2 separate regions of the Mus musculus genome follow, and region 1 is linked to region 2. Evidence: chromatin loops called from intact Hi-C (ENCODE). Cell type or tissue: heart. All regions are shown on one strand. Each heading gives the region's core, and the rest is flanking DNA. Links, peaks and the distances in the headings are about the cores only. Region 1 holds the start of Klk10 (kallikrein related-peptidase 10). Region 2 holds the start of Zfp719 (zinc finger protein 719).

What was found. A loop is a pair of places that touch in the nucleus more often than their neighbours do. Peaks named below come from ENCODE experiments on the same cell type or tissue, not always from the same donor. Only the 100,000 strongest peaks of a DNase experiment are listed, where the experiment ranks them.
Region 1: it touches region 2 in a loop (2.1-fold over the local background); 2 of 42 quality-filtered maps call a loop at or near these places.

The regions. Positions count from the first base shown.
Region 1 is chr7:43,777,133-43,792,993 of GRCm38, forward strand. Klk10 (kallikrein related-peptidase 10) reads left to right here and starts at 3,922. Exons shown (of 6, transcript NM_133712.2): 1 at 3,922-4,014; 2 at 4,367-4,493; 3 at 5,604-5,787; 4 at 6,325-6,599; 5 at 7,184-7,317; 6 at 7,738-8,278. The coding sequence starts at 4,403. The coding sequence ends at 7,890. It overlaps Klk11 (kallikrein related-peptidase 11), which reads left to right. Exons shown (of 5, transcript NM_019974.2): 3 at 356-621; 4 at 1,198-1,334; 5 at 1,653-2,131. The coding sequence ends at 1,805. It overlaps Klk9 (kallikrein related-peptidase 9), which reads left to right and starts at 14,759. Exons shown (of 5, transcript NM_028660.3): 1 at 14,759-14,907; 2 at 15,047-15,203. The coding sequence starts at 14,865. In heart, for the core only: CTCF peaks have their summits at 5,518 (motif pointing left) and 8,384; a DNase peak (open chromatin) is centred at 5,519; H3K4me3 peaks cover 755 bases; H3K27ac peaks cover 385 bases; H3K27me3 peaks cover 2,750 bases.
Region 2 is chr7:43,570,408-43,586,268 of GRCm38, forward strand. Zfp719 (zinc finger protein 719) reads left to right here and starts at 9,179. Exons shown (of 4, transcript NM_172482.1): 1 at 9,179-9,359; 2 at 13,661-13,889. The coding sequence starts at 13,752. It overlaps Zfp658 (zinc finger protein 658), which reads left to right. Exons shown (of 5, transcript NM_001008549.2): 5 at 2,182-5,054. The coding sequence ends at 4,559. In heart, for the core only: no CTCF peak of the experiment used is centred there; DNase peaks (open chromatin) are centred at 9,214 and 9,634; H3K4me3 peaks cover 1,931 bases; H3K27ac peaks cover 1,752 bases.

The sequences.
Region 1 (15,861 bases), core at 2,490-10,489, 200 kb after region 2:
GTGGGGGTGGCAGCAGTGGGTGGAGGGGTTGGGGATGGTGTGGTGTTAGCATGGATGATCAGACTGGAGAGGGTAAAGTAGCATTAGTGTGTATGACGGAGGCCTGGTTGGTATGAAGATAGAGGGTTTGGGGATGGAGTGGCATTAGTTTGTATGATGGGGATCTAGTTGAGTTGATGACAAAGGAATGAGGTGGTCTTAGAATAGATGATGGCCTTAGTCAGGATGAGGATGAAGGAGCGAGTGATGGTAGATGGGTCTGGGTGTTCACAAGGCACAATTCATCATCTCTCCCTCCCCACCCCTGCCCTGTCCCCCTACCTTTCTACCTCTGACCACATCTCTCCCACCTCAGCCATTACGTGATCCTCCTTGGAGAGCACAATCTAGAGAAGACAGACGGCTGTGAGCAGAGGCGGATGGCCACTGAGTCCTTCCCCCACCCCGACTTCAACAACAGCCTCCCCAACAAAGACCACCGGAATGACATAATGCTTGTGAAGATGTCGTCTCCCGTCTTCTTTACCCGAGCTGTGCAGCCACTCACCCTGTCCCCACACTGTGTCGCTGCAGGCACCAGCTGCCTCATTTCTGGATGGGGCACCACGTCCAGCCCCCAGTGTAGGGGCTCCTGAGGGAACCGTGATCCGGGTGGGAGATGGGGAAAGGAGACCAGATGAATCTTCAGAGAGAAAGATCAGAGTCACTCAAGAGGCATGGTGATCTGGAGCAGTCAGGAGAGGGATGAGCTAAAAGGAAGATGAGAAATTCTGAGGGACTCACTTTTGGGCCTCAAGACTGAGACAGGTGTGAGGCAGGTGTGAGACAGGTGTGAGGCAGGTGTGAGACAGGTGTGAGACAGGTGTGAGACAGGTGTGAGACAGGTGTGCGGCAGGTGTGATTCCCAAATCTATAACTTTCTAGTTGTGGGATCTAAAGCAGGTGGCTTTACCTCTCTGAACCTTGGTTTTTTTTTTTTTTTCCTAAAAAGAATAATCATATCTACCTACCACAGTGGGGTCAGAGGTAATGCACAGAGAACAAGTAGTAGGAAGAATTTACTCAATGCATTGCTGTTGCAACAGTTACAAGCATAGAGATGGGTTCAGGGCAAGGATTGTCCCAGGTGCTGGCTACTGTGGTGGGGTTGGAAAACCAGGTGACCACTGCTCACACCCTTCACTGCTGTCCCCACAGTGCGCCTGCCTCATTCCTTGCGATGTGCCAATGTCTCCATCATCGAACACAAGGAGTGTGAGAAGGCCTACCCGGGCAACATCACAGACACCATGCTGTGCGCCAGTGTTCGGAAAGAGGGCAAGGACTCCTGTCAGGTCAGCAGGCAGGGGCTGGATCTCCAGCCACATACCCATTGCAACCTCCATCATCTTTACTGACATCCCCAGTCAGCCCTGATCACAACCATATCCAACCCTGCCTCCCCATGTTCACCCTCCTCTCCAACTCTGCCACCCATGAAGAACCTCTGGGCCCTGACCCCATTTATATTCTCACCCAGAATCCCACCTTCATCCCACCCAGCCTCTCACCATCAATCTCTTCCTTCACCTGCCCACCACCCTCACTACCGTCCTCACCCCCTCCCAACCACCCCACTCAACTCTAACAGGTTGTGTCTCCTCTCATGCCAGGGTGACTCTGGAGGCCCCCTGGTCTGCAACGGATCTCTTCAAGGCATCATCTCCTGGGGTCAGGACCCATGTGCCGTCACCAGAAAGCCTGGTGTCTATACAAAAGTCTGCAAATACTTTAACTGGATCCACGAGGTTATGAGGAACAATTAGAGGGGACCTGCTTCCCACCACCCAACCCCTCCAACCTCTTCTTAATGCTTTGACTTCTCTTCATTCTGCCCTAAGAAGTCCTCAGCTGGGACCCTGGCATGTACTCTCTCCGACCCACCATGAGTATAGTATAGGGATGCTCTAACTTGATGATCGACCTGGGGCCTGGAATCAAATCCTGACTTGAACTAAATTGTGACTCTGGACATGATCACCACTGGTTTTGTTTGTTTGGTTGTTTTTTGTTTTGTTTTGTTTTGTTCCCAGCTTTGAAGACAGTCCCTGGCATATCCCAGGGTTTCAATAAATATTTGTTAAATGATAAATGATTCTGTTGAGTGTCAACTGCATATTAGTCCTGACCATACAGAGGGTGTTTAAATGTCATATGGGTATGAGAGTTTGCCTGTATATTCGTTTGTCTGACATGCACCTGCCTGTCTGAGGAGCTCAGAGGAGGGGTCAGATCCCCAGCCACTGTGAGTGCTGGGAACCAAACCCTGGTCCTCAGCAAGAGCAGCAAGTCCTATGAACCACAGAACATCTCTCCAGCCCCCCAAAGATCTTTTAAATGTTACTAAGCAACTGAATGCTCACAAGCCCCTTGGAGATTGGTCCTATTTTTCTACCCACTTTTGCAGACCATGAAAGTGGGCACAGACAGATGAAGGTGCATGCTCACAACCACCCAGCTGAGACCTGAAGGGTTTAAAAGCCCAATGACTCTTAATTATCAACGCAATGCCACATTAACATTAATGCTCAGTTTGTTTTCTTTTTATGTTACTTTAAAAAAATTTTTTTTAGTTTTAGTTTATTTTTGTTTTCCATTTATTTACTCATTCTTTTTTTAGGGGTGGGCAGGGAGAGGCACACGCCATGGTGCACAGGTGGAAGTCAGAGAGCAAATTGCAGGAGTCCATTCTCTCCTTCCACCATGTGGGGGACCAAGGATCACAGGCAGGTTGTTAGGCAAGCACCGGTACCCACCAAGCCATCTTGCTGGCCAGGCAGAAAGAACTCACTCAGTTCTTCTCTCTCTACATGAGAAGTTGCACATGCAAAAGTGTGATCGCAGTGAGTGCGGTCCGCATGCACAGAGTAAGAGGTAGTAAAAGAGGCTACCATCATTTTCCAACTGCCAGATTCAGTTCACTGAGGTCAGCGTTGCCTGGTCTCTGCTAGCCAAAATGAAGCCAAAGGACACAAAAACAGAAAGGAAATTCCTGTCACCTTTAACACATTTTGAATGCTCTGTAGCTCCAAGTAGCTGGTGGCTGGTACAACATAGTCACTGTAGCAAAAATCTGGACAGGACTGAGTCAAGCAACCTCTGAAGTTAACACAGACAAGATGCCTCAGAAAACACAGACGTTCTGTTCAGCTCTTGAGGAGAGATCCCTAGAACTAGAGAGAATCGTTTCTAGTTGTTAGGCGGACTTGCTTGCTGTGTGACCTCTTATGAGTCACAGCCCTCTCCGAGCCTCCCATTCCTCACCCAAAATGAGGGTGTCAGCCAAGGTGATGTGGCCTGTTCCTTAATGTGATTCACTAGCTCGTGTCACCTGAAGACACACAGGGAGGGTGCACGATGCTCACACACAGGCTTAGGGCAAAGCTGCAGCTTCCCACCCCCACCCTCTCAGCACATGCTGAGACACAAGGAGCCTACTGTTTCTTGGTTTACACACTTGGGAATTTGTCTGTGTCCTTCCCACTCTTTCCTTCTGCCTACTTGAACTCTTCCCACCTCCCTCTTCTTCCTCATTCTGGCTCCTGCCAGAGCAGACCTTGCCCCCTCTTCGTTTCCCCTCTCTGTCACTCACCATCTCATCGACGTAAGCCCCCCCCCCATCTTCCCACCACACCTGAGAACACTTCTCAGAAAGAGGGCATAGGGGAACCCCCAAGAAAGCTAGCTCCAGAAGGTGTTCTTGTCACTGCCAGAAGCCTGTATTCCAGGGCCCCTCCCTGAGCAGGAATCTGGGGCCCTGGTTGAATGCCAGCCCCACCCACGTTATAATTAGGGAGAGGGAAAGAGAGGGAGTGAAGCCCTAAGGGGAAGGGTGGGGGGGAGGAAGCTTCCGGGATCTTGAGGGTTAAAAGGGAAGGTCTGCCCAGGGGTCCCTGGTCAGAGGACTGTTTGCAGCCCACACTGCAGGGCAAGAGCCACTTCTGAGTCTCCTTTCTTCTTACTGGCGACTCCCAGGTGAAGCGGGTTGCACCCCACCCTATTGGGGTGGATGGCGAGAGGATGGGTGGAGACCCTCGGGCAACGGGCAGGAACTCTTTCATAGCCCTGATTTCCCTGCAGCATGGGGAAGTCCCTCAGCTCTGAGGTTAGGAAGAGGTTCCCACGGGCTCTGAGCAGGACCCCAACCCACCCACGAAGGAGTATGGACCTGGAGCTCAGTGTGGCTGGTGGCCAAGAAAGGCTGGGTGCACAAATTGGTCCCCTCTGGAGGATCGAGGACTGGAGTTCTGGGGGCCTTTGGAGTGAACCTCATTGAAGTGGTTCAGATGCGCTGAGGCAGGGGGTCTTGACCGATCATCTGTTTTAGGCCTCCACTCCAGCCTCTGCAAGCCAAGTATCAGCTATGAGGGTCCCGCTTCTTCACCTCTCCACTGCCTCTGGCTCCTGGTCCCTGGTGAAGCTTCTGCTGCCGCTACTGATGGTGCAACTCTGGGGTGAGCCTGGGGCCGGGGGCGACAGGAGGGAAGGGCCAGGACCGGAGGTGGAGGGAATGTTGCCACTGCAACCGTAGTCAGCTCGCCTTCCTGGGGGCCTGGCACCCACATAGACATCCCAAGCAGGATCCACCCTCAGGTGGGCTCTGACCCCAGATACCGCACCCAACTGTTAGGAGAACCCAGCCCCTTCGCCCCATCAGCTTCTCCACCTCTCTGCCTCTCCTACCTCGCCTCTTAGCCTCTCCTGCCTTCTCCTCACCTCTTGCAGACCCGTTGCATCCCTCCCTCTTCCTAAAGGAGGTGCTACAGTACCCCTAACCTGTGTGTTGGAGCAACTTCCCATCCTTGGACTAGACTTACCTTTCCCTCTTGCACACCCCTTCTCATTTGTCTAGCACTTCTCGGCGCTCTGGCCCCATTTCTTGCTGTCCCACCTTGTCCCTGTCTCCTCCTCGCTGCCACATTAGCTCCTCACTGGCCCACTGTGTCTCCTGTCTTCTGCTTCTCATTGCCCCATTGTGCGTTCTGTCTCCTGCTCCATATTGCCTCCACCGTGTTGACTGTTGCCTTTACCTTCCCTTTGTATTCTGCCTTCTTGTTTTTTTGTTTTTGTTTCGTTTTTTGTTTTTGTTTGTTTGTTTTTTTCGAGACAGGGTTTCTCTGTGTAGCCCTGGCTGTCCTGGAACTCACTTTGTAGACCAGGCTCGAACTCAGAATTCTGCCTTCTTACTGCTCACTGTGTCTCTGCCCTTCTGTACCCCCTGTCTGCCCCCTTACCTATCACACTCCCTCTGCACAGTGCTCTGCCTAGGCTCGCATCTGGTCTCAGCCCGGTAGGTTAGATCCCTGCCTTTCCTGCACATTGCCTCACCGCCCCCCATCCTACCCCCACTCCAGTCTCAGCCCTGGGGTGTCTTAGTCCCATTCTATTCTAACCCCTCTTGCCCTTTCACGCCTCAGTAACTGGTTCGCAGAGTTCTCTAATTTTCCCACGGCTTACTACTCAGCTGCGCCCCCTAGAGGCCCATCCTGTGACGTGCTGTATTAACCCGGAACCGTGACTTGGCTGGGCGAAACCTGATCCCCCTGTCCCGCTTCTCTATCCAGCGGCGCAGGCTCTGCTGCTCCCGGGAAACGCCACGCGCGTGGACCTCGAGGCCTCCGGCGCCCAGTGCGAGCGTGACTATCATCCCTGGCAGGTCTCCCTCTTCCATAACCTCCAGTTCCAATGTGCGGGTGTCCTGGTGGACCAGAACTGGGTGCTCACGGCCGCACATTGCTGGAGAAATAAGTAAGGAACCACTCAGAAGTAGCAATGTAGTAGTGGGGAGGATGGGGCCCAGGCACTCTCTCGGCTTTGGTTAGGTTAAGGGTGGCAGCCATTCTACAAGAGAGGCAGGATCCAAGCTGCAACGCCAGGGCGGGGCGCTGTGAGTCCATCGCACCTGTCCATAGAAGCCAGCCAGGGCATGTTGTATTTAAGACCTGTAGTCTCCTCATATGCCTGCAACGCAGGGACAAAGGACCAGGTGACACGAAGATGAAAGGAGAGACGGGCATACTAAAGAGTAGTAGTCAGCCTTCAACCCTCAAACTCTTACTCTCCTCCCTCAGACCCAGGGTTTCAGTCCTGAGCCCTCCTCCTTCAGACCCAGGAGTCCAGTCTCCAGCCTCTTCCCTCAGTCCCAGGGGACCAGCCCCAGCTACTCTCCCAGACCCTCTGATCTCAGGATCCCACTTCACTTCCTCACCCTCTGACCCAAGGACTAGGGTTAGGCTCTGTCTCCATGAAGGTTTTGCCTTCATCAGGCTACTCTTCCTCCCCCAGGCCACTGAGAGCTCGAGTTGGCGATGACCACTTGCTGCTTTTCCAGAAGGAGCAACTGCGGTCCACGAGTTCACCTGTTTTCCACCCCAAGTATCAGGCTTGCTCAGGCCCCATCCTGCCACATCGCTCAGATGAACACGACCTCATGATGCTGAAACTGAGCAGTCCTGTAATGCTGACGTCCAACGTGCATCCCGTGCAACTGCCCTTCCGCTGCTCTCAGCCAGGGCAAGAGTGTCAGGTCTCAGGCTGGGGGACCTCAGCCAGCCGAAGAGGCAAGAACTGGGCTGGACTCCTGGGTCCAAAGGGCTGAGTGAGAGCTAGACCCTAGATCTGAGGGAGGATGGCTGAAACCTGGGTGTCTACGTCCGAGGGAAGAGGCTAGAATATGAACTCTGGCTCAGGGGACTGCAGAGGTTGGGGTTGGATTCTTGGATCTAAGATTAGAGAGATGGAGTTTGTAAGATTAGAGAGATGGAGTTTGTAGTCCTGGATCTGGGGAAGAGGGCTGGAGTCCAGACACCTCGATGTGAGGTCAGAGAGCTGGGACACGGACCTCTGGGTATAAGAGAGGAAGGTCGTGGCTAGACTCCCAGGTTGGGGGAAGAGAGCTGAGGTCTGACATCTCGGTTTGAGGAGAAGGCTCAGATCTAGACCCCTGGATCTGAGAGAAGAGGCTGGGGCTGGCACCCTGGGTCCCAGGGAGGAGGCCGAGGGAGGATCACGAGGGTTTGAATTTCTGTGCCTAAGGGTGGAGGGGTGGGGTTAGGTTCCCTGGGTATGTAGGAAGGCTTGGGGCTGGATTCCGGGGTCTGGAAGAGAGGGCTAACTGGTCTCCCTGTGACTGCCCTGTTCTCAGTGAAGTACAATAGGAGCCTGAGCTGTTCCAAGGTAACTCTCCTTAGCCAGAAGCAGTGTGAGACCTTCTACCCAGGTGTGATCACCAACAGCATGATTTGTGCTGAGGCAGACGGAAACCAAGACTCTTGCCAGGTAAGGACAGATCAGCAAGCAAGTCTGTCTCCTGGACTGGGTGGGGGGCACTAAGACACTGAAAGAGTTGTCTCTGCTTTTCCTCCCTTCCTCCCCAATCCACAGCCCTCCCTACTCTTTACCCCGTTTCTCAACCCACTCCCTTAATCTGCTTTTCACCCTGCCAACCCCCATCTCTTGATCCCTCTCAGTCTTCTCACCTTGGATGAGCCAATTCCAGCTGCAAACCTATCACATCTCCATTGTCACCTCCCAATTTGACCCCCACGCCCCATGCCACCATCACCTCTGTGTGTATCTCCTTACCACCCCAACTTCTAACATCTCTCCAGCCCCATCCCAGGGTCTTCCGTATCCTAACCCAACAATAGCCCTCCAGGCAGCTCTTTCCTCATGGTACCTCCTTCCTCCCATCTGCAGAGTGACTCCGGTGGCCCCCTGGTGTGTGATGACACCCTGCATGGCGTCCTCTCGTGGGGCATTTACCCATGTGGTGCTGCCCAGCACCCATCTGTCTACTCAGAGATCTGCAAATACACCCCCTGGATCCGAAGAGTCATTCGTTTCAAATGACCGTCTGCCCCTCTCCTCCTCTCATGCCCACCCACCCCTCTTCCTTCATCCCTTGTCCACTCCTGTTCTCTGCTCACAAATGCAGAAAATGGTGGCTGAGAAAGTTCTAGTACCCCAAGGAAGCTAGCAGTCCCCAAGTCTCTAAGAAAAGTTACCTGTCATTCAACCTCTACCTCCCTCCTCTGTGTGACTGGGACAAGCCTGGTACTCTCTCTGAGCCTTGGTTTCCTTGTCTGTAAAATGGGGACAATGAATTGTCTACCTCTTACATATGTTGTATGGAGACCATGATGGAATATGTGTGTGTGTGTATGTGTGTGTTTATGGTCACTGACACAGGAACATGAACACCATCTGGTTATCACTGATTAAACACTACCAAATCTGACCTCCAATGTGTGTGCCTCTGTCTGGGATCAGAGCCAATGAGTGCACAGAGGGCAGCCTTCAGATGTGTCAGCAGCAAAGAAGAGTCTGGCTCCACACTGCCACCCAGAGCACCCTCAGAGTCCTTTCATGTTTTCAGGACCTCAGTTCTGGTAAAACTGGATCTCATGATGATACAGTGTGCAGCAGAGTGGGAGGCTTTTGGTTTTGTTTTTTTAAAATCACATGTATTTTGTGTATGTGCATGTCTGCATGCAGACATGCTCGCAGCATGGAACATGTGTGGAGATCAAAAGCAGTTAGTTCTTTCTTTCTACCCCAGAGTCTGAACTCAAGTCATCTGGTCCAACAGTGAACACCTTTACCCACTGAGCAGTCTTTACAGATCTTCTCAATTTACAAAAGCATATATTTATTTATGTGAACGAATGTGAGCACATGATGCATAGATGTCAGAGGGCAGACCCTCAGTTCTTCCGTTCTAGGGATTGAGTCCAGGATGTCAGGCTTGGCGGTGCCTTCACCAGCTCAGTCATCTTATTTGCCCAAGTTGGAGTTTATTGCAAGAAATTAGCATAGGTTTTAAGCGTGAGGGTTAAAAGAAAGAGAAAGCAGGATATATCTAAAAGCGTGTGTGTGTGTGTGTGTGTGTGTGTGTGTGTGTGTGTGTATGTAGAACAGAGAACAATTTGTGAGTCAGTTCTCTCCTTCCACTGTGTGGATCCCAGGGATTGTACTCAGGTCGTAGGCTTACCAGCTTGTGATTTTACCCACGGAGCCGCCTCCTATCCCAGGAGTGTGGGCTTCTCAAAGAACCAGCTCATAGGTTTTCACAATAGTCAGAATGGGGTTCTCAATGGGGTTTGAAGTAAGCATCAGATGGATGTCTGGTTATATCATTGTAATTGTGCCATTACATCTAAATGAGATTGCAGGGTGGCTTCTGGGGTCATCTGGTGGGACCACAGCAGAGATGGTGCAACTCCAGATCAGGTCAGGAGGGCTTGGGAAGGTAGTTAGCTACAATGCTGACAGTTAGCAGTCTCATCTCTGAGGGAGCCCAAAAATTCCTAGGAGAGGAGTGAGGCCCAACCCAGGTCAGATACGTTTTGTGCTGCAAATTGTTCTCTGACCATCACATGAACACTGTGGCGTGCATGTGCAGGAGTACACACAAACAAACGTCAAAGAGATAAAGGTCTGGAGAGATGTCTCAGCAGTTGAGAGTGCGGACTGCTCTGCCAAGGGACCTGGAATCAACTCCTAGCATCCACGCAGCAGCTCACCACCAGCTGAAACTCCAGCGGCAGGAGCTCTCATGTTCTATTCTGGCTTCCGGGCATATTCATGCAGGCAAAACAATAATACACATAAAATTGCAAATATTTAAAGTATGGGCTGATGTCTTAGTTAAGATTTCTATTGCTGCAACAAAATCCCATGGCCAAAAAGCAAGCTGGGGAGAAAGAGATTTATTTGGCTTATACTAACATATCACTGTTCATCACTGGAGGAACTCAGGACAGGAACTCAAACAGGGCAGGAACCTGCAGGCAGGAACTGATGCAGAGGCCATGGAGGGGTGCTACTTACTGGCTTGCTCAACCTGCTCTCTTATAGAACCCAAGACCACCAGCCCAGGGATGACCCCACCCACAGTGGGCTGGGCCCTCCCCATCAATGACTAATTAAGGAAATGCCTTACAGCTGTATCTCGTGGAGGTGTTCCCTCAACGGAGGCTCCTCCCTCTATGATGACTCTAGTTTGTGTCAAATTGACACAAAACCAGCCAGTACAGCTGGAGAGATGGCTCAGTGGTTAAGAGTGTGCACTGCTCCTACAAGAGGAACCTGAATTTGGTTTCCAGCACACGAGGGGTCAGATGTCTCAGGCTTTCTCAGGCACCTGCACTTACATCCGTGTACCCATCTACAGACATGTACAAATGTACATGATTTTAAAACAATAAATAAACAAAAACTCAGTATGATTGACTGTGCTGGAATCCCTGACTCTCAGCTAGTGAGACACTTTAGCTAGACTTTGAAGCAAAGAATCCCTCTTCTGCCATTTTCCTTTCCTGCCTTACCCCCAGCCCACCCACAGGCCTGATGGAAAAATCAGATTCTCCATTCCTCCTAACCTCCCAGAAGGGTCTTTTAACCACTTCCTCTTCCCCTCCCACTAGGTCTCATTTCTGGGTCCACCCAACACCAGTTCTTCCTGTCCTGGCAGGAACCAGCCTGACCTTGGATCACCTGACACACTCCCTGCCTCCCTTGGGGCCCTGGAATTCGAGGGTCTGGTGCAGCATCCATGCCCACTCCCAGTTACAGCAGAAAGCACCCACTGCTAAACTCACCAAAGAGCCTTCCCGTGGACTTTAGAAAACAAAACAAAACAAAAAAAAACAAAAAACAAACAAACTGTGCTGTATGCTAAGGGCTTTCAGGGTTTTGTCAGAGAGAGGTTATTTTCCCCATCTTGATATGATCTGTGGGTAAATGTATATGTTTCAAAATACAAACATTCAAAACATTTGGATGGACCCAGATGAATTTCACAAGTTTCAGATGAAATGTAAATGTGTTTGAGCATCCTGACTTACCTTAGACCCAAATAAAGGGAACACAGAAATCTTTATAGAGGGGCATTTAGTTTAGGTCTTAAAGGATGAATAAGAGTTCACCAGAAAAAGGATACAGAGAAAAGTGTTCACTTATTCAATCAGCACAATTTCCCCTTTCAAACACCAATTAATTGAGTCTCTGTTATACGCCAGGCCCAGAGCCCACAGAATGTTGAACATAGAATCTGACTCACAGCTCCCTTCTGTCAGCTCTGTCCCTACCCCACACCATTAGCATACGCAGGAAATGTCAGTCCAATGTGTCATCTGAGGATCCAAAGCACAGTAAGTAGGGTCTTGCAGACGGGCTTCATATTTGGAAGTAATTCATCCACATCCTCTGCCAAGTCCCAGAGATGACTCTAACCAAACCCTACCCCTAGGAAGCTGCTCATCAGGTCTGGGAGACAGGCTAGTCTCACATTCCTGACATTCAGGTCTCTGTGAGGTCACCTCCTCCATGAGGCCTCCTGGATTGCCCTAGACAAACTGTCTTATGCTGTTTGGCTCTCTCTCTCTCTCTCTCTCTCTCTCTCTCTCTCTCTCTCTCTCTCTCTCTCCCTTCCTCCTCCCCTCCCTCTCCCTCTCTCTTATTTTTTGTTTTTTTTATTAATCACTTTATTAGTTTACATTTCAAATGATATCCCCCTTCCCGGTTACCCCTCCACAGACCCCATTTCCTCTGTGACACCTGTGACAGCAGCTGTTGTACCATGTGTGTTTTTATTTGATAACATCCTTCTCGTCCTACATTACTTCAACCCCCCACCTTGAAACAGAGATACCTGCTAGATTAGACTCATGCATATTATATGAGATCATAGAAACAAGCTTATTTAAGTCCAGGCTTTTGAGGCTGGAGATGGCTCAGTGCTCAAGAACATTGGAGGAGCACAGAGAACCCAGGCCCAACCCCAGTTATAGCTCACAACCATCTCTAACTCCAGTTCCAAGGGGACCAATGCCTTCCTCTGATATCTGCAGATACCAGGTAATATGAGTCCATACATCCAGGTAAAAGTTCACGTACATAGAATCCTAGAATCTAAATATTTTTTATATCACTCAAATGATTGGGCTGGAGTGATAGATGGCTCAGTGTATACAAGAGCTTGTGGCCAAGCATGATGACCTGAGTTTGATCCCCACAGCCCGCATAGTGGAAAGGAGAGAAGTGACTCCCACAAGTTGTCCTTTGACCTCCACACACGTTCTGTATCATGCCCACATACAATAATGTAATTTTTACAAGGTAGCTGCTGGAGGATAGAGAGACAGCTCGGCAGTTAAAAAGCTCTTGAGAACTGCAGTAAAGGCCCAGCATGAGCAAACTTGTAACACATGAACAAAATAAATATTTTTTTTTAAGGATAGCTATTAACATGGACTTTTTAAAAGATCTCTTTTATTTTTATTTAATGTTATGAGTGTGCATACACTCAGATACCAGAAGAGGGCATTAGATCTCCGGGATCTGGAGCTTTAACTCACAATACAGGCTACTGTGAGCTACTGATGTGGCTGTTGAGAACTGAAATGCACCCCCCCTCCCCCCCACACACACACCCCACTCTGGAAGAGCAACAAGTGCTCTTTCCCACTGATGCATCCCCCTGATGGACCCTAAATGTACTCTTAAAGCAGGTCCTGTGGTCCTTAGCACATAGTGTCTCCTTTCAGCTCTCAGGGACATTCACCATATCTGCACGAAGAGTAATTGTACCCTTGGCTGGCAAGCACTTGAAGACTGTGCAGGGCTCGGGGGCGGGTGGGGGTGGTGAGAAGACAGTTTGTTGAATATTCACAAAACAGGCACTTTTTGTTTGGTATGTGTATGTATTCATGTGTGTGTGTGTGTGCATGTGGAGGCCAAAGGTCAGATCATCTTTGTCCCTCTATTGCTGCCCACCCTTTCTTCTTTTTGCAAATATCATTCTTTAACTTTTTATTTTTATAATTTATTTATGTATTTAGTATGTATGTGCACTTTGCTGTATGTGTATTTGAAAACTTTGTACATGTGGAAGGAGGCCAGCAGAGAGCAATGGATCAGATCTCCTGGAACTGGAGTCTCAGTTCTGAGCCACCATGTCGTTGCTAGGAATTGAACTGGGGTCCTCTGGAAGAGCAGCCAGTGCCTTTAACCCCCAAGCCATCATCTCAGCTCCTCTACCTCTTCTTATTATGCCTTATTATTTTTAATTTGTGTGTGATTGGGGCTGAGAGCTATTCATGCCACAGTGTACAGGTAGAGGTTAAAGGACAACTTATAAAAATCAATTCCTTCTTTCTTCCCACGTGGGTCCTGGGGACCAAATTCAGGTCAAGCTTGGCAGCAGCCTCCCTTACCCACTGAGCTTTCTTGTTGCTCCTTAGCTTTTGAGACAGAGCCTTTCACTAAACCTGGACCTCACAGATTGGCTAAGCTGGCTTGCCAGCAAGCCCCAGGATCTGCCTGTCATCAGCTCGAGTGCTGGGACTAAAAGAACATGAACCACTGTGCCTGTTTGTTATTTGTTTGTTTGTTGTTGGTAGTGGTGTTGGTGGTGGGGTGTGTGTACATGTGTGTTTGTGTGTGCACGCATGTATGTGTGTATGAGTGTGTGTGTGTTTTAAACAGGGGCTCTGGTAATTGAACTCAGGTCCTCAGGTTTGCACAGTAACTACCTTACCCACTGAACCATCTCCCCAAGCACTCTGATGAGAATAATACCTGCCCATTAGTGCCATCTGCTCCCTCCCTGCAGCTCTGGTTAGCACTTCCATTTAACAGCCCCAGCAACTAAGTCACACATCTAACCTTTACCCCCAAGAGAATTGGGCATAGTTGGTCCAGCTCATACTTCAACATCAGAGAGAAGGGGTGTTCCAGGGAGCAGATCTCAACTTGATCCTCAGGCTTGGGCATCAGAAAGTGGACATGAGGGCCAACTCAGCCTTGGCCTGAAGAAATCACTGAGAGCATGTCAGCAGAGAGCAATGGGTTCTGAAGATGAGTAAGAGTTTATCAGAACAAGAAGGATGTGGAGAAAGACACTCATTCAGTCATTGACATCTTTGGAGGACTCCAGAGAGCCCCACCCAGAACAGGGTGATATTGGGGACAGGGATGAGTCAGACCTAGGCTGGGCTCTCCCAGGGGATTCACCCCATGCTGGGAGGGAGACACATGAACAATGGGCAAAATAGAAGTGGGGGAGATGGGCAAGACCAATATAGCAGGTGTGAAGTTCTGAGAGGGTGGCTGAGGACAGAGGGTGGCCGAGGACAGACGGGAGGCGTGGAGAGAGATGGGCTTGATTCCAGAACCCGTGAGCACCTGAGCTCTTGGGGAACTATGGGGAAGGGGACAGGTTATGACAAGAGTAGTTTAATCCAGATAGGACCAGATTTCTCAACACCACAGGAGTGCTTGAGGGAAGGACCTCTGATCATGATCTCAGAACAGGTTTGGTTTGGAGGAGAAAGCTTCATGCTCATTAAGACATATATATATATATACATATACATATATATTCTGTCTCTCTGTCTCTCTGCTTCTCTGTCTATCTGTCTCTGCCCTCCTTCCCTTCCTCTTCCTCTTCCACTTCCTCTTCCTTCTCCTCCCTGTTCCCCTCCTCCTCCAAGCCATAGAGCATTTTGAATCCAGATCTCGAAGCCTGAGGCCATGGGATGCAAACTCCACCCTCGTAAGGCTCTGACAAAAACTCTCCAAGGCTCAGCACCCTTCCCCCATTTAGCCAATTCTGCTGAGCTAGGAGGCCCCGTGGAGAGTCCCCTGGGCCCCCTCCCCTTCCAGAGGACCCTGTCATAAGGCCTTCTGCCTCCCCCGGGGACATTTCCCAACTCTGATTAATCACAGGGCGGCCCCAACGGAGGAGGAAGGAAGATCTCTATGGCTTACCATAAAGAAGGCCAGGCGCCCAGTAGCAGGCCAAAGGACCTGTGCCCAAGGACATGAAGCTGGGACTCACCTTGGTGCTGTTCTCTCTGCTGGCAGGTGAGAAGCCCAGACCTGCACCCTCCAACCCCATGTTCCCCTATAAGGTGTCCTCACCCTTTGGACTCCCCAAGAAACTCCTCCCTGAGCTCTCCCCAACCTGCTGGCTCTGACCCCTGTGCCCTCCACCGCACCCTAGGCCACTGTGGAGCTGACACCCGTGCCGTCGGAGCCCGGGAATGCGTACGCAACTCTCAGCCCTGGCAGGCTGGCCTCTTCTACCTCACCCGGCAGCTCTGTGGAGCCACGCTCATCAATGATCAATGGCTGCTCACAGCTGCTCACTGCCGAAAGCCGTGAGTGTCCAGAGCTGGCCAGCCCCAGCTGGGACTGGGAACCGGGGGGGGGGGGCGGAGAGGGGAAGGCCTGGCTTGAGGTTTTGGGGGCTCAGAACTGGAGGCTGGAGACAGCTGACATTAAACCAGGGCTCTTAGCTACCTGCTCAGAGACCTGATTCTAAGACTCAATACATACGTTCTTCGGGTCCCACTGTGTAGTAATGATGGCTATCCTGAAACTTGCAATGTGGACCAGACTGACCTGGAACAGAGATCCAGAGACATCTGCCTTCACAGAGTGCTGGGCATCTGTGAATAGGCATCCCAGCCCAATCAGAAATTCAAGATCATCTTCAGTTACATAAGTTCTAGGCCAGCTGAAACCCATGCAACTCTCTCAAGAAAAACAACAACAACAACAACAAAGCAAAAGAGAGAAAGAAGAAAGCAAAGAGTGATTGGGGGAAGACAAAAGAGAGAGGACGAAGAGAGGAGGGGAAGAAAGAGTGATGTAGTGGAGGGAAGAAAGAAAGAAGGATAGAGAGAAAGGAATGAAGGAAGGGAAAATTCTACGAGCCTGTAGTCAGGAATTACTAGATTTCCGACCACAGTGTTAGGAATGGACTGATGAACATGTAAGACCTGACAGGTTTAACATCCCAGAATCCCACCCTTG
Region 2 (15,861 bases), core at 5,283-13,282:
AATCTATTTTGTTTATATCTTCTTGACTTAATTTCCTTGGGTTTTTTCTTTGTTTTATTGTCTTCTTTTGTTGTTGTTTTTCAAGATGTGGTCTCATTATATAGCTCTAACTGTTCTGGATCTCACTCTGTAGACCGGGCTGGCCTTGAACTCAGAGATCCACCTGCCTCTGCCTCCCAAGTGCTGTGATTAAAGGCATGAACCACTACACCCAGCAGGGTTTTAACTTTCATAGGTCATATGTGACAAAAATTTTAATCATTTACTCTTATTTTTTTTAATTTTTTGTTTTTTAATGTAAGATTTCCAAGTACTCACTCCCCAGTATTTTGTATGCCTTTGGAAGCTGTTGTAATATTCTCTTTTTCCATTCTAATTTTATTAATTTGAGTCTTCTTTTCCTGTCAGTTGGGCTAGGATTTTTTCCATCTCACTTTTTTTTTTTTTTTTTTAAGTGTGTATGGTTGGGTGTTTTGCCTGCACAAACATATATACACCATGTGTGTGCAGTGCCCACAGAGGCCAGAAGAGGGCATCTGATCCCCTAGGACTGGTGTTCCAGTGAGTTGTGAGCTGCCATGTGGGTGCTAGGAACTGAGCAGTCAGTGCTCTTAACAACTGAGCAGTATTTTGAACCCCAATCTCCTTTTTTTCCTTCTGTGTATTCTGTTAGATCTTTTTTCTTTCATCTACTTTAGATTTTTGTCTTCCTCCTCTTCCTCTTCCTCCTCTTCCTCTTCCTCCTCTTCCTCCTCCTCCTTCTCTTCCTCCTCTTCTCCTTCTCCTTCTTCTTCTTTGAGACCTTTAATTGCATCACTAAGTTGAACTCTCTGATTTCTTGAATGTAAATATCTCAGAAACCACCTTTCTCTTGGAACTCTCTGAGCTGTATCCAAAGATCATGGTAAGTTGGCATTCCTCTTCATTTTGTTCCAGAAATGCTTTCATTTCCTCCCCGATTTCTTTGTGACTCACTGTTTATTCAGAATATACTGTTCTATGTCCATGTATCTGTGCGGTTTCTGTGGTTTCCTTTCTGGTTGGCTTTTAGTTTTGTTTCATTATGGTCTTGTAAGATGCAGAGCATTTTTCCAGCTTTTTTTTTTTTGTATTGTTCAGATTTGTTTTGTAACCTAGCATATGGTCTGTTTTTTGGTTTTTGAGAAACTTCCATGGGCTGCTGAGGATTGTATTCCATTTCTGTTGGATGGAATATTCTGTAGATACCCCTTAGATATATGTGATCAGTGTTGTAGATTTTTCTTATTTATATTTCTCTCTCTCTCTCTCTCTCTCTCTCTCTCTCTGTGTGTGTGTGTGTGTGTGTGTGTGTGTGTGTGTGTGTGTGTGAATAAATGCCACATGTATCAGGGTTTCCACAGAGGCCAGATGAGGATGTTGGATCCTCTGGAGCTGGAGTTAACAGGTTCCTGCTGTGGGTGCCGGAAACTAAACTCCAGCCTTCTACAGAAGCAGATGCTTATAACTGCTCATATAGAGTTGAGATCAGAAAAGTAAGGAAAGGCCACTATATGTGTAAATTGATGTTTTAAAAAAAAGGAAAATTTACTGATTTTAGATTATGGTTCAGAGATAGAGAATACTTTTCTAGATTAAGTAAACTTCCACCCCTAACAACAGTGAGTGACAGTGAGTCCTTAACTAGATGAACAAATGGGCCAAAGGCGTGAGTATGCTGTTCTCTAGAACTGATGGAGTCCTCTGCTCTGTTGGTCTCTGTTTGCTTTCAACTCTTGGCTACCTTGTAGTAGCCTTAACACTTTCTTCCCCTACCCCTCACCTCACTAGGTCTCCTACATGAGTCAAATTCATTGCCTTCGTCCAGACAATCTTCCCCACAGATTATCGCGGCCATCTTTACCACTGATCTAAGAATTCACATTACTGTTTCTTCATCTGTAAAACAGGGAAAGCGGTTGTAATTGCTTTATGAGATGGTTTGTGGGATAAAATGAGTTCGTTTCCATCATAAAGAAAGTTGCCTGGTAGTCAAGTGTCCCACGGCTAATGTGTGGCGTGTCATAAGGGATCTAGGCATGTTCTGCTCGTTGGCATAAGTACCTCACAGATTTTTTTTTCTTCGTGTTGCTTATTAACTCTGTGGTTTCTCACCCATCCTGTTCACTGTGCATATTCTTCTCACCTCTTTCCTTCTCCCAGAAGTGGAATCAGAGTTTTACAGGCCTCAGCAGAAAGCATCTGAGGAGGCAGCATTCCAAACTAGTAAGGCAAGCGCAGTCACAAGGCATGGCTTGTGGTGCTCGATTTTAGAAGAACTGTGGCAAGATCCTGACCCTGCACAAAGAGATGGGCAAAACCAGATCCCACCCTGGAGTCCTGGGGCTTCCCTCAACAAGAAAACAGCGCGAGCAGATAGAGACTGTGGGTGGAAAGAGCCCGGGAAGACCACTCCCTTCGTAGCTAACCTTTTTTCTACACAAAAGGGAGCTCCAAGGTTACTTGCAAAACGTTTGAACCCTAACCTTGAAGCCAACGGTGAAGAGCAAGGCAGTGTCACAAAACAGCTGAATGGTCTTGTTACATCTGCTCACCTCCTCCCGCAAGACTCTTCTAATGCTAACTGTACAATTCTTCGTGAAACATGGAATCCGTGCAAAGGTAACCAGTGCAGAAAAGTTCCCACCCATAAACAACTGACAGAGAAAGAAGCTCATTCTCGTGAGAAACTAGATGAAGGCACGGAATGTAGAAAAGTCTTCTATGACGAATCTGCTTTCTGTAAACACCAGGCAGCTCACGCTGGAGAAGGACCTTTTGTCTGTCACAAGTGTGGGGAAGCCTTCCTCCAGAAGACAGAGTTTGCCTCCCATCAAGAAACTCACCCAGAGAAACCTTATGAGTGTCCCGACTGCGGGAAGTCATTTAGTCGAACGTCCAACCTGCAGGTCCACCATCGAATTCACACTGGAGAGAAACCTTATGAGTGTCGGGACTGTGGCAAATCATTCAATAATACATCCCAGCTGAAGGTACATTATCGGATACATACAGGGGAGAGACCTTACGTGTGTCCCGTATGTGGGAAGGCCTTCAAGCAGAAATCAATCCTCAGCACGCATGAGACAATTCACACTGGGGAGAAGCCTTACAAATGTACCGTTTGTGGGAAACTGTTCAGCTGTACGTCCCGACTGAAAGTGCACTACCAGATTCATATGAAGGAGAAACCTTATGAATGCGGTGACTGTGGAAAAGCCTTCAAGCGAAAGTCAAGCCTCACCGTTCACCAGAAGATCCATATCAGACAAACACACCACGAGTGCAGCGAGTGTGGGAAAACGTTCAACCAGAAGTCCGAGCTCAGCACTCACCAGAGACTTCACCTGGGCAAGAATTCCCACAGATGCAGCGACTGTGGGAAATCGTTCACTTACGCATCCCAACTGAAGATGCACCGTCGGGTTCACACGGGGGAGAAGCCCTACAAGTGCCGGGACTGTGGGAAGTCCTTTACGTACTCATTCACGCTGAATGTGCATCGCCGAATTCACAAGGTGGAGAAGCCTCACAAGTGCAGCATCTGTGGGAAAGCTTTGGCGTCTAAGTACCAACTGGAAGAGCATGAGCGAATTCACACAGGAGAGAAGCCTTACGTGTGTACTGAATGTGGAAAAGGCTTCCATGGTAGGTCAGGTTTCCTAAGACATCAGATTACTCACACGAGGGATAAACCTTTCGTCTGTCATAAATGTGGGAAGGCCTTCTTTCAGAGGTCACAGCTGACATCTCATCAGCAGACTCACACAGGAGAGAAGCCTTATACGTGCCATTACTGCGGGAAATCATTCAGTCACACATCCCAGCTGACGGTCCATCATCGAATTCACACAGGGGAGAGACCTTACAAATGCGACTATTGTGCGAAGTCGTTCAGCAACTCCTCCCAACTGAAAGAGCATCTCCGCATTCATACCGGGGAGACGCCTTATGCATGTTCCGAATGTGGGAAGGCCTTCAGCCGACGATCGTCCCTCAATCTACACACGAAAATTCATACTGGAGAAAAACACCATATATGTAGTGAGTGTGGGAAAGCCTTTAGTCAGAAGTCAGTACTGCGGACACATCAGAGAATACACACTGGGGAAAAGCCTTACAAATGCAGTGACTGTGGGAAGGCCCTGGCTTCAAAGGGCCAACTTCGAGATCATCAGCGGATTCACACTGGCGAGAAACCCTACATGTGCCCTGAATGTGGGAAGGGTTTCTTTGGCAGGTCGTCTTTGCATAGACATCAGATAACTCACACTAAGGAGAGACCTTTTGTCTGTCAAAAATGCGGGAAGACCTTCATCCAGAAGTCAGCACTGACGTCCCATCAGCAAATTCACACAGGCGAGAAGCCCTATGTGTGCCCTGAGTGTGGGAAGGGCTTCTACAATAAGTCATCTTTACCTAGGCATCAGATGACTCACACTAGGGGGAGATCTTTTGTCTGTCAAAAATGTGGGAAGGCATTCCTCCAGAAGTCTGTGTTGAAATGCCATCAGCGGACTCACACTTGCAAGAAGCCTTAGCAATGCCATAGGAAATTGTTCCATAATAAAACCCACTGAGGGGCCCTCATCATCCCTACATAGAAATGCAGAGAGCATCCCAACTGGATGTGCAGCACTGGGTCTAGAATGGAGAGAGACACTACTGTGTTCTGAGTGTTAAAAGGCTTTTAACAGCATGTCAGATGATAATAAATAGCAAGCAGCTCATAGTAGACACAGTTCTTTTTAGGCTCAGTTTTTGTGTGAAGCATATTTCCTCATAGTCTATAAACATATTCCTAACTGAGGTATAATCTTTAAATTACTTGAAGAGAATGTTTTAAAAGAATTTATTGGGGCTGGAGAGATGGCTTAAGAGCGCTGGCTGCTCTCCCAGAGGTCCTGAGTTCAATTCCCAACAACTACATGGTGGCTCACAACCGTCTATAATGAGATCCGATGCCCTCTTCTGGTGTGTCTGAAAGCAGCGACAGTGTACTCACATACATGAAATAAATCTTTTTTTTTAAAGGAGTTTATTGTACATTATTTCTTCTGTACTTTAAAATATCTAGATATACACTGCTTATTAATAGACACATTATTTGTGAGAGACATTTGTAATCTGATTTCCGGTTTTCATCCAAGGAGGAAACCCTAAAGCAATGGGCTGAGAAATGTTTCTCTATAGAAGATGGCAAAAGATACATTTGTTACCAGACTATAGGAAAATTTGGGGGATTTTCGTATCAACGATATTCCTATTTATTGTGGGATAATAATGTTTCTATAATGCAAGAAAGGAAACAAGATACTGTTCTCTGTCAAAAGTGTGTCTAATATGTATGTCTGGTTGCACACTTTTGTTTATATGACATCAGTACTTACATATGTGTTACCTCAGATTAGTGGGGTTTTCCTGACCAGTTTCTTCTTTTAAGAATCTAATTTGTGTTGACAGTCTATCCCCTAGTCACACCATCTTGAAACTGCACTGTCAATAATTAGTAATCTTTTCACCATATACAAGTAGCTTTTGAGATAAATCCATAAGTGAAATTCTATAGCATTCACTATTCCTTATAACTTTTCTCTTTTCATGTTAACTCATTGTACCTGTTTTCCATGTGTTCCATTTGTAATGAACTACATAGACAGACTCAACCACTCGTTATAGAATCATTGACACATAAGACAATAAATAGTGAAGTTGTGTGCATGTGTGTGTGTGCACATGCATGAGTGCCATGGCACATGTGTGGAAGTCGGAGAACTATTTATGGGAGTTTGTTCTTTATTAACAACATTCAGGTCCCAGGAATTGAACATGTGCCATTAACCATTGAGCCAGCTTGTGCCCATTATGGTTTGTTTTTTTTTTGTTTTTTGGTTTTTTTTGGTTTTTTTGTTTGTTTGTTTGTTTGGTTGATTTTTGGGGTTGTTGTTGTTGTTTTGTCTTTTTGGGTTTTTTGTTTTGTTTTGTTTTGTTTTTTGTTTTTTTGTTTTTTTTTTTTGAGACAGGATCTCAATATGTAACCTTGGGTGACCTGCAGCTTACCAGGCTGGTCTTGAACTCACAGAGACCCTAGCACAACTGAGTTGTTGTAGCCTCCAATCTACAAATATTTACTATTTGTCTCTTCACAATATATTTGACCATATGTGCTACATATATTACTATTCTCAAAATCATATTCCTGTGTAGAATCTCTTTACTTTGTTTTATAAAAACCCCATCTCTGTGTGTATTGTTTTTCTACCCTAAAATACATACCTTTGTTGGTAGCATGATATCCTGTGAGGTTGAAATCCAGAGCCAGTTGTGGCGGTACATACTTTTAACTCCAGCACTCAGAAGGCAGAGACAGACAGAACTCTGTGATCTCTAAGGCCAGCCTGATCTACACATGAGTTGCAGAACAACCTATGCTGGAGGGAGGGAGGGAGGGGGAGAGGGAGAGGGAGAGAGACCCTGTCTCAGAAAACAACAACAACAAAAACAGACAACAAAAGACTTGTGATAACCTTCTTGGAAAGGGTGAAGGGAAATAATCAGAAAAGGGGAGCCAAAGAAACAGTAACTGGGTTCAGCTGAAGCAGTAGCCTGTGCCACCCAAAGAAATCCACCTTGTGAGAACTGACAGAAACAAGCCTGAGCTTCAGTAGTCCATTCCCTATGAATCATGGTGTATTGCTTGAAAAGACCTAGACTTAAAAAAACCAAACAAGAAAAGCATGCCAATAAAGACATGGGATAAGGAACTGAGCAGAGAACTCTCTGAAGAAGACATACAGTCAATTTTTTTTAAAGCGTTTAACCTCCTTAGCTAACTTCTTACCTGCTCAGAATGGCCGTCATCAATGGACAGCAAATCTGAGGATGTGAAGAAAAGGGAGACTTTGATGACTCTTTGAGGGAATGTAGTTTGTTACAATGAAATCAGTCTGGGGTTTTGTTCTTGTGTTTAGTTTGTTTGACTTGTTTTGGTTTTGAGACAATAGACCTCACTATGCAACATTAGTGGTAGTTTCTGAAATTGAAACTACTCAATCATGTAGCTAACCTCTTCTGGATATATACCTGAAAATCTCTTTCATACCACAGAGATACTGACACATCCATGTTTACCACTACTCTTCACAATAGCAAAGAAATGGAATACGCCCAGATGTCCATCAATATAGATGGATGTATAATGAAACTATAGTATAAATGCAGTGGGATTTTATGAGTCATAAAATGAAATTTACAAGGAACTTGATTCAACTGGAAAATATGAGATGAGGTAATTCATGAAGACAATGACAACAAGTTCTCTTTCATATACAGGTACTAACTTCTGATTATATATATTTATATACGTGTGAATGTATGTGTGTATGTATGTACACACACACACACACACACACACACACACACACACACAATTGTCTCTATCAGCTCATCATTTCCATGAGTCAAGTGCTTCATCTTCCTGGTGAACTAGCAGTGGCTCAGGACACAAGATAGATGAGCATTGTTTATTGACTAAAGAGGGAAAACTATTGAAAGAAATTCCGGGCTGGGCATGGTGGCGCATGCATTTAATCCCAGCACTTCGAAGGCAGAGGCAGGGGGATTTCTGAGTTCGAGGCCAGCCTGGTCTACAAAGTGAGTTCCAGGACAGCCAAGGCTACATACCCTGTCTCGAAACAAAACAAAACAAAACAAAACAAAACAAAACAAAACAAAACAAAAAGAAATTCCGGAAGAACACGTTGGTGCCTAACTTATCATAATTTTGCTCTGTGGTGATGGATGGCTGAGTCCACTCTTTTGGGACTCCTGAGGTGTATCTTTGATGATGAAACTGTTTCCTAAATCATTATTCCTGTAGTCTGTTCTCAGTGGGAAGCTCTAGACTATGTGTGAACTGGGCATGATTGCACATTGTTGTAATCCTAGAACTTCCCTGGTATAGACAAGATCAGAGTAACTTCAAGGCCAGCCTGGTCTACATAGTTCCAGACCAGTGGTTCTCAACCTTTCTAATATTTTTCATTGCTACTTCATAACTGTAATTTTGCTACTGTTATGAATCATGATGTAAATATTTTTGGAGATAGAGGTTTGTCAAAGGGGTCATAACCCACAGGTTGAGAACCACTGTTCTAGACTGTCCAGGGCTAGAATGTGTTTAATATGGAGATAACTCACACAATTTTATACTTTATTCTTATAATGTACATTAGGTCTACTAATTTATTCACTACAGTGCTAGGTGTTTTTCCCATTTGACTAGTGTCCCTGTTTATCATTATTTCCACTGCCCACCTAGTTCTACATTATTTCTATTATGCGATTTAGAAGACATTTTACTTCTAAGTAAGAACAGGTTTCTATCCTCTGGGAACCGTGAGATGCCTCAGTATGACGTAAATGATGGCTTATCTCAGTTTCTCACCGTTGGTGTTCCATATGACTTACCTCCTGTTTCCTAATAACCCCACATAGTTTTCAATTTTTGAAAAATTAGAAAAGGCCAGTGTGGTGATACACATCTTTAATCCCAGCACTCGGGAAACAGAGGCCATGAGATGTCTGAGAGTCCAAGGCCAGAATGACCTTCATGTCCGGTTCCAAGCCAGTCAGACCAATATAGTGAGGTCATCTCAAAAATAAGAACTTCTTTCAATTCTGGTGAAAATCAAGAGAAAGTTGAAGAAAAAGAGAAACAGATTAAAAGCACTTGTTGCTCTTGCAGCTGTCCTGGATGCTATAAACTCAACATGCAGGCAAAAATACATAAAGTAAATCTAATAAAATACAGGGGAAAAAAAGGTACATTTAGGAAGATGTAATGTTACAGTGTCTTAGAATTATATACACATACAAGACGTTAATAAATCCCCTAAGCATGTGAGACAGCCTTGGACTTTCACCTATCACATTCTTGTCGGCTGTATGGAACCGTTGCGCTTTGATGCTTGCCTCTGTGTCACGGGAGTGTGGGTTCAGCCATGGCACTTTCTAGGAAGAAGTTAAAAAAAAAAAAAAAAAAATCAGAAACCACCAGATGAGCCATAATAAGTACTGGCAAGACAGACTTCCGCCAGTGGTGGTGCGCATGCGCGCCACCCAGGGCTACGTGGTAGTGAACTGAGGGAACCCTTATTCAAATCGGAAGTGGCCTAGAGTGATCACATCCGCTCAGATCTTAAAGTAGTTCGCCTCTCCTGTCGTTGCCAGGGTAGCGTGGGTGTTTGGAATCCGAACCCATGGAATTGTGGGTGTCTGTGGGCGGAAGTCTCGCAGTCCTGGCGTGCCGTGTGCAGAGCTTCTCTAAGGTGTAATGTGAGGTGAGTGGATGTGGAGCAGAGGACGCTGTGCTGCTGAGCGCCGGTTTGTGCTGAGTGATGGTTGAATCGGCCCCAGGGGGGGATGAGGTGGATAAAGTGGGGGTCGTTCGGTTCTCTTTCATTCTGTTCCTGCGGGTTTTCCGCGTCTGTATTTTGTCACTTCCCAGTATGCTGTCCTGTGGGATTTCCCACCGTCGTCCGTGAAAATTACCATGTGAGGGCATTCGGGGCAGGACTCAGTGAGTGGGCGCTGCAGCATCCGGGAGCTTCAGGGCGAGGACCTTGAGATGGCTTGTGATCCGCTCAGTCTGTGATTGGCTTAGGAGTCAGGCGATGGAGCTTGAGGCCAGTGTAGGGTGCTTTGTGAGGGCGACCGCGTCGCTTTCTGGGCTGTTTGAGTAGCTGGTAACTGGAGCCCTGGCTCCTGGTCAAACACTGGCCTTCGAGAGGAGATAAACTCCAAAGAGTAAGAGAAAACGGGGAAATGAATTTATTTACGTTTGGTCCAAACTGGAGACCCAGTGCCCTCCATCTCTGTCAGCCTAAGCAGTATTAGCAATAGAAGGCACTGCCTAGAAGCCAGGAGATGTGTTTAGGTATATTTAATGTGGTCACAGTTATCTAAGCGGGGACATAGCCTTGGGGCTGCCCTTAGGTGTTCTGGATATTTCCTTTCCCCCGTATGCAACTGAAGACAGAAGAAAGATTTAAGAAAAAACTAGTCATTTCAGTTACAATTGAAAGTTTACATAAATACTGCAGTCCTTTGCTGATGTGAGGTCTGATCGGAGGTTTGACTTGTGCCTGGGATCTGTGAATTTGGCAAGGATTGGTAATTGGCAGTTACGCAGAAAGGTGCTGCTGTAAAAAGATTGTAAGGCAGAAGCCTGGGTTCCTGCATCCAAACAGGCAAGGGCCAGCCTCATCCAGTCTGCCTACTGAAGAGACCAGTGAGGAGGAAAGGCAGGAGAGTGGAGATGTGGGTCAGCAGTGTTGGGTTCCCAGCACCCACACCACATGGTGCCTTGGAACTGCCTGGTGGGACGATTCCAGGGGATCCGTGTTCCCTTCTGGCCTCCCAGCTAATGGTGCACAGACAAAGACAGACAAAACACCCACACACGTTTCATTTTTAAATGTTTGAATAGTAAGAATAAATCTTTAAAAAAAAATTTTTTTTTCCGTTAATGTTGGGCGAGCTGCCTTCTCCAATTATTCCCCACCTCCTAAAGAAATGTTAAGGAAAAAAAGAAAAGCAGAGGTTGAGACTCCATACAGTGGTAACGTTGAGCAGGCGGAGAGGTAAAGTGACCTAGTGGCCCCATGTCTGTCTCTAGTGCACAGATTTGAGGTTAAGTTTAGAAATCAAGCTTTATGTATTAAAGTAGTGCTGCAGGTTGTGGTGGCACATGACTGTCCTGTAATCTTAGCACTCTGCACTCGGAGGCTGGAGGATGTCTACATTATGGAGGCCAGGCTGGGCATGAAGTAGGTTAGCGTTTAAGTCAGAGCTGAAGTGCTAAAGACATACATAATGCTTTTTAGTAAAAGCAGCCGTGTGTGTGTGTGTGTGTGTGTGTGTGTGTGTGTGTGTGTGTTTCATCTTTTAAAATTTATGTGTATGAGTGTCTGACCGATGGTCACCAAGGGACACCAAGTGTGTGTCTAGTGGCCATCTGCTCCCCTGGAATCAGACACAGGAGGCTGTGAGCCACATGTGCAGATAGGTGCTGAGCCTGAGGCATGCGCAAGAGCAGCAATTGCTCTTAACCACTGAGCATCTCTCCAGCCACTGTTCCTTCCTTCCCTCCTCTTGTCTCCCTCCCTCCTTCTCTCCTTCCCTCCTTACTTCCTATCTTTTGACAGGCTATTCTATGTACCCCCGGCTAGCCTGAAACTCAGTTTGTAGGCCAGTCTGACCTCAAGTGTGGCTGTGATCCACCTGCCTCTGGCGTGCCGGGATTGTAGGTCTGCAACCAAAGTTTCCAGAAACCAAAAGTTTAGTTGTCTTTGGTCTCCTCAACAATTAGTCAATATCCATCTATGTATTTTACCTAAATAGCCTATTAGTTTCCAACTAAGAATGTCATTGGAGAGCCTATGAGGCCTGTAAAGGAGGTTTTCTCACCGTGTTGTAACCTGCCTACCTAGTGGTACCACCAGGGTTCATTATTTGTTGTTATTGTTTGGGTGTGTACGTTACAGGCTTATTTGGCTATGGGTACATGTGTGTGTACAGGTGAGCGTGGAAGCCAGAAGACATCATCCCGCCTTTCACTCCAGCACTCCTACCTTACTTTTTGAGCCTGTCTGTCTGTCTGTCTGTCTGCCTGTCTCTCTCTCTCTCTCTCTCTCTCTCTCTCTCTCTCTCTCTCTCTCTGTGTGTGTGTTTGTGTGTGTGTGTGTGAGAGAGACATGTATAGGTCAAGAGGATAGCTATCAAGAGTTATTCTCTCTTTCTACCATGTGTGTCCCAGGTATCAAACTCATGTTGTCAGGCTTGTTGGCACCTTTTCCCTCCAAGGCAGTGGTTCCCAGCCTTCCTACTGCTGTGACAGTTCAGTAATAATTCCTCATGTTGTTGTAGCACAGAGAAGTGAGTACCTGCAAGGAGAGGTGGGGATGGATGGGGAAGGACGGATGAGAGAGGAATAATGAGATCAAGACAAAGTTTCTGAACAAGGTCCAAAGTGTAATTCTTAAGTCTGAGTTTAAAGGGGGAAGGAACCCATCCCCCACTTTGCCAGGATCTCATAGCTTTGCCTGGATCTCGATCTCCTCCCGAAGACAAGCTCAGCTGCTCAGCAGGTTGTGGCTTCTTGCCAGGAAGCTGCAGATGTGGCAGGACAATAGACTTCAGGCCAAGTGACCCTACCTCAAAAAAGGAAAGCAGCATCAATAATTGCTTCCAGCCTGGACTCTGTCATTTGGACCCTTGTGTTGAGAGTTATTTGGGGTTATGTGGAAACTAAGAAATTAAACACGCTAGGGAAAATTTGTGTCAGTCATAATTTCAGGATCCTGCAGCGTGCCAGTCACTGGGAGGTAGTTTGTAACCTGGCACTCCTGTATTGTCTTTAGAGGTCACTGAAAATCATTGATCTGAGTGACTACATCCAGTGTAGAGGGGTGACTCATTATAGACAAGGAAGACATGCATAGTCGGCCAGAGGGATGGTCATACCTGTAATCCTTACACTGTCTTGATAGGCGGACGGAGCAGTGGCACTATGACCTCGAGGCCATCCTGGAGTTTATAATGAGTTCTCTGTCAGCCTGTGCTACAGAATAACAAAATAAAATGGACAGAATAAGAAGGAGGACTGGTGAGATGGCTCAGCAGTTAAGAGCTCCGACTGCTCTTCCTAAGGTCCTGAGTTCAAATCCCAGCAACCACATGGTGGCTCACAACCATCTGTAATGAGATCTGACGCCCTCTTCTGGTGTGTCTGAAGACAGCTATAGTGAAATAAATAAATAATTAATTAAAAAACAGCCGGGCATTGGTGGCTCACGCCTTTAATCCCAGCACTCGGGAGGCAGAGGCACGCGGATTTCTGGGTTCGAGGCCAGCCTGGTCTACAGAGTGAGTTCCAGGACAGCCAGGGCTACACAGAGAAACCCTGTCTCAAAAAAAAAAAAAAAAAAAAAAAAAAAAAAGGAGGAAAGGGTAGGATTACAGACCAGAAGTCCTTGTGTATATACCTCATCTTTTCTGATCAAGAAGGGAATTGTGGTGGTGAGTGAGTTACAGAGATATGTTAGAAGAGATGGGCTGTGAGGTACATTAGTAAGTTTGAACAGTGCCTAGAAACAAATAAAAACTTGAACTGGGACAGTGTGTCATTTCGTATAAGTCAGATATATACTATACTGATCCTCTCTCTTTCATTTGATGACCTTAGATCATATTAAAACACCAGGTATAGTAGCCTTTGCCATACAGCTGAAAAGATTGTCCGGAAAATAAGCTAAGAGCTAGCTAATTTTTTTTTTTTTTTTTGATTCATACTTTTGACCTGGTAATCAGAAGCTAGGGGCTGATGAGCCTTATCCTGCATCAAATTCCCAATGCCAGTGACCAATACCTGCATCCTTGTTTTATGTCACCTTGCTTAATACCTTCCTGTTGTCACGGTTAAGAGGTAGAAGGGAGAGTTGGACATTTCTGGGCTTTGTCTGCTCTGCAGTGTCTACAGGATGATCTTCAGATAGAACTTTCAACTCTTCATGGGCTAATAAATTTTGAGTGAGTGATAATATGGTCATTGACTTTCCAGGGCTTTCTGATATCTTTGCAGACCTCTGGGTGAGGCTAAGCCATTCATGCCGCCAATTTTCTCAACATAACCAAGTTGGCCTCTGCCCCACAACTCTACAAGAATCGTCCACATGCTGACCTATCTTCAGAATCCTGAGAAAATTAGAGAGAGACCAAGAGTAGAAACCACAGAGGACATGCCTACTGATATGAATTTCTGCCAGATGCCCCAGCAGTTGGGAGCAGAGGAGCAGGATGGATTGTGTGAGGTGAGGAGAGATGCTCCAAGTTCAACTTTTCCTCGCTAGATTGTAGACACTGGAAGCAGAAGATGGGACTCCTTTTCCTAAGACAACCTTGATTCTCCAGCTAAGAGTGAAATGCAGAGGGCTGAAACCCCAGCCTTTCCTCATCTTTTCATGACACATTCATTGTGCTGCTTTTTAGATTTAGATTTATCTCCCCGTCTATGACTCCCTGGGGAATCCTGTTCCTATTCAGCCCAAAGGACTGGCAGGACAAAAAAGTAGGTGCATCCAAGTCTAGCTTAGTGAAGCAGAGACTTTGTGTGTATATATTAATTATCGTAACAACTGTGAAGTACAACCCTCAGGGGCACGGGGATCTCGAGCAGCTGCATCACCCGTCCCTGTGACAGCCTTCCCCAGCTGTGTGTCCCCTTACACATTTATGTAACATGAAAGATTGGCCTCTAGAACCTCTCCTCCCTCCCTCCAAAAGGGAATGGTTCAGTGCCAAGGTAACAGCTACACAGCATTCTCTTTACCACACACGCAGACAAGTCCCTGAGTCTTTTGGCTTTCTCGCCCAGCTCATAGATACACATTGGCTCCTCAGAGCTGAGTATCTTAATTTAATATATGTTTTTTTATGTGTAGGATGTTTTGCCTGCTTGTATAGCCGTGTACCGAGTGCATACAGTTCTCACAGAGGCCAGAAGAGGGCATCGAATCCCCTGGAACTGGAATTAATAGCCAGTTGTGAACTGCCATGTGGGTGTTGGGAATTGAACCCAGATCTCTGAAAGCCAGTGCTCTTCACTGAACCCTCTCTTTAGTTTTAAGCTGAGTATCTTAAAGTAATAATTTAGATATGTTAGGCTAAATAAAATATGCTATTAAGTTGGTTTCATCTGAGTATAATATGACTGCTAGAAATTTTGAGATGACTTTGTGACTCCCATTGTATTCGCTTTGGAGATCTCTGCTCTAGAGAATGATCGTACTCCAATTTTATTTTATTCTTGCAGTATGCTTCACAGTGATGACAGGCCTGCACTGTCGTATCCTGCCAGGTTCACATCATGCTGGTCATCTCACTGGCTTCAGGTGTCATCATCCCAAAGTCCTACCTTTGTGGAGACTGGGCAGTGCTTCTCTTGTGTAGTTTAGCAGCCATTTTCAAAGAGGGAAGTGCTATAGTAGTAACTGCCCTTCAGAAGGCTGCATCCATGTCTTAGGTGCTTCTAAAGGCAGATCCCTTTACCATCACATTGAGTGGCACACGTTGGATGCTATAAGACCAGCCTTTTACATTTGAAGATCTTCATGTCCCTGCAATTAATTACTTAAGTGACAGTCCGTAGCTCAAAGTTGAAAACTCCACATCCCCTTCACCCACCGCCCTTCACCCTCCACCCACCACCCTTCACCCTCCTTGTGATTGGGATGACAGCTAGTTTGTAGACGTTATGGCTGTCACTGTCCCCTCCTACTCAGAACTCTCTGCCACTCCCTAAGCATGGCTTTCCCTACTGTCCACCTCCATCCTAGTTCCTCCATCCTAGAGTATGCTCGTCCACATCCCAATTCAAACGCCACACTTCCCGTCTAAGGGGCTGTACTCTCATTATCATGACAGCCATTCCCAGGTGTGTGCCTACCTTGCTCTTCCCAACAACTTGCTTTGTATATATTTCTAAAAATATTCTTTATAGCCCCATATGGGTCTTTATATTGCTATTTGGCAAGCCTGAGTGTCTTTCAGAGTAAAAACTCATATAGTGTTGAATCCCAGGGACCCAGCCCAGCTATAGACAAGAATAATGTGGCTTAATAAATTGTCATGCTGTTTAATCTTGGATAGAGAATGAAAAAGGATCCATTTCTGGCCTCCTGGTATGGGGATGATAGTGTTTAATAGATGGCAAGTTATTTTTTTATATATTGTTTTCATCTATGTCCCAAAATACAGTGGGGAAATAGGTGTTTTGTAGAAAGC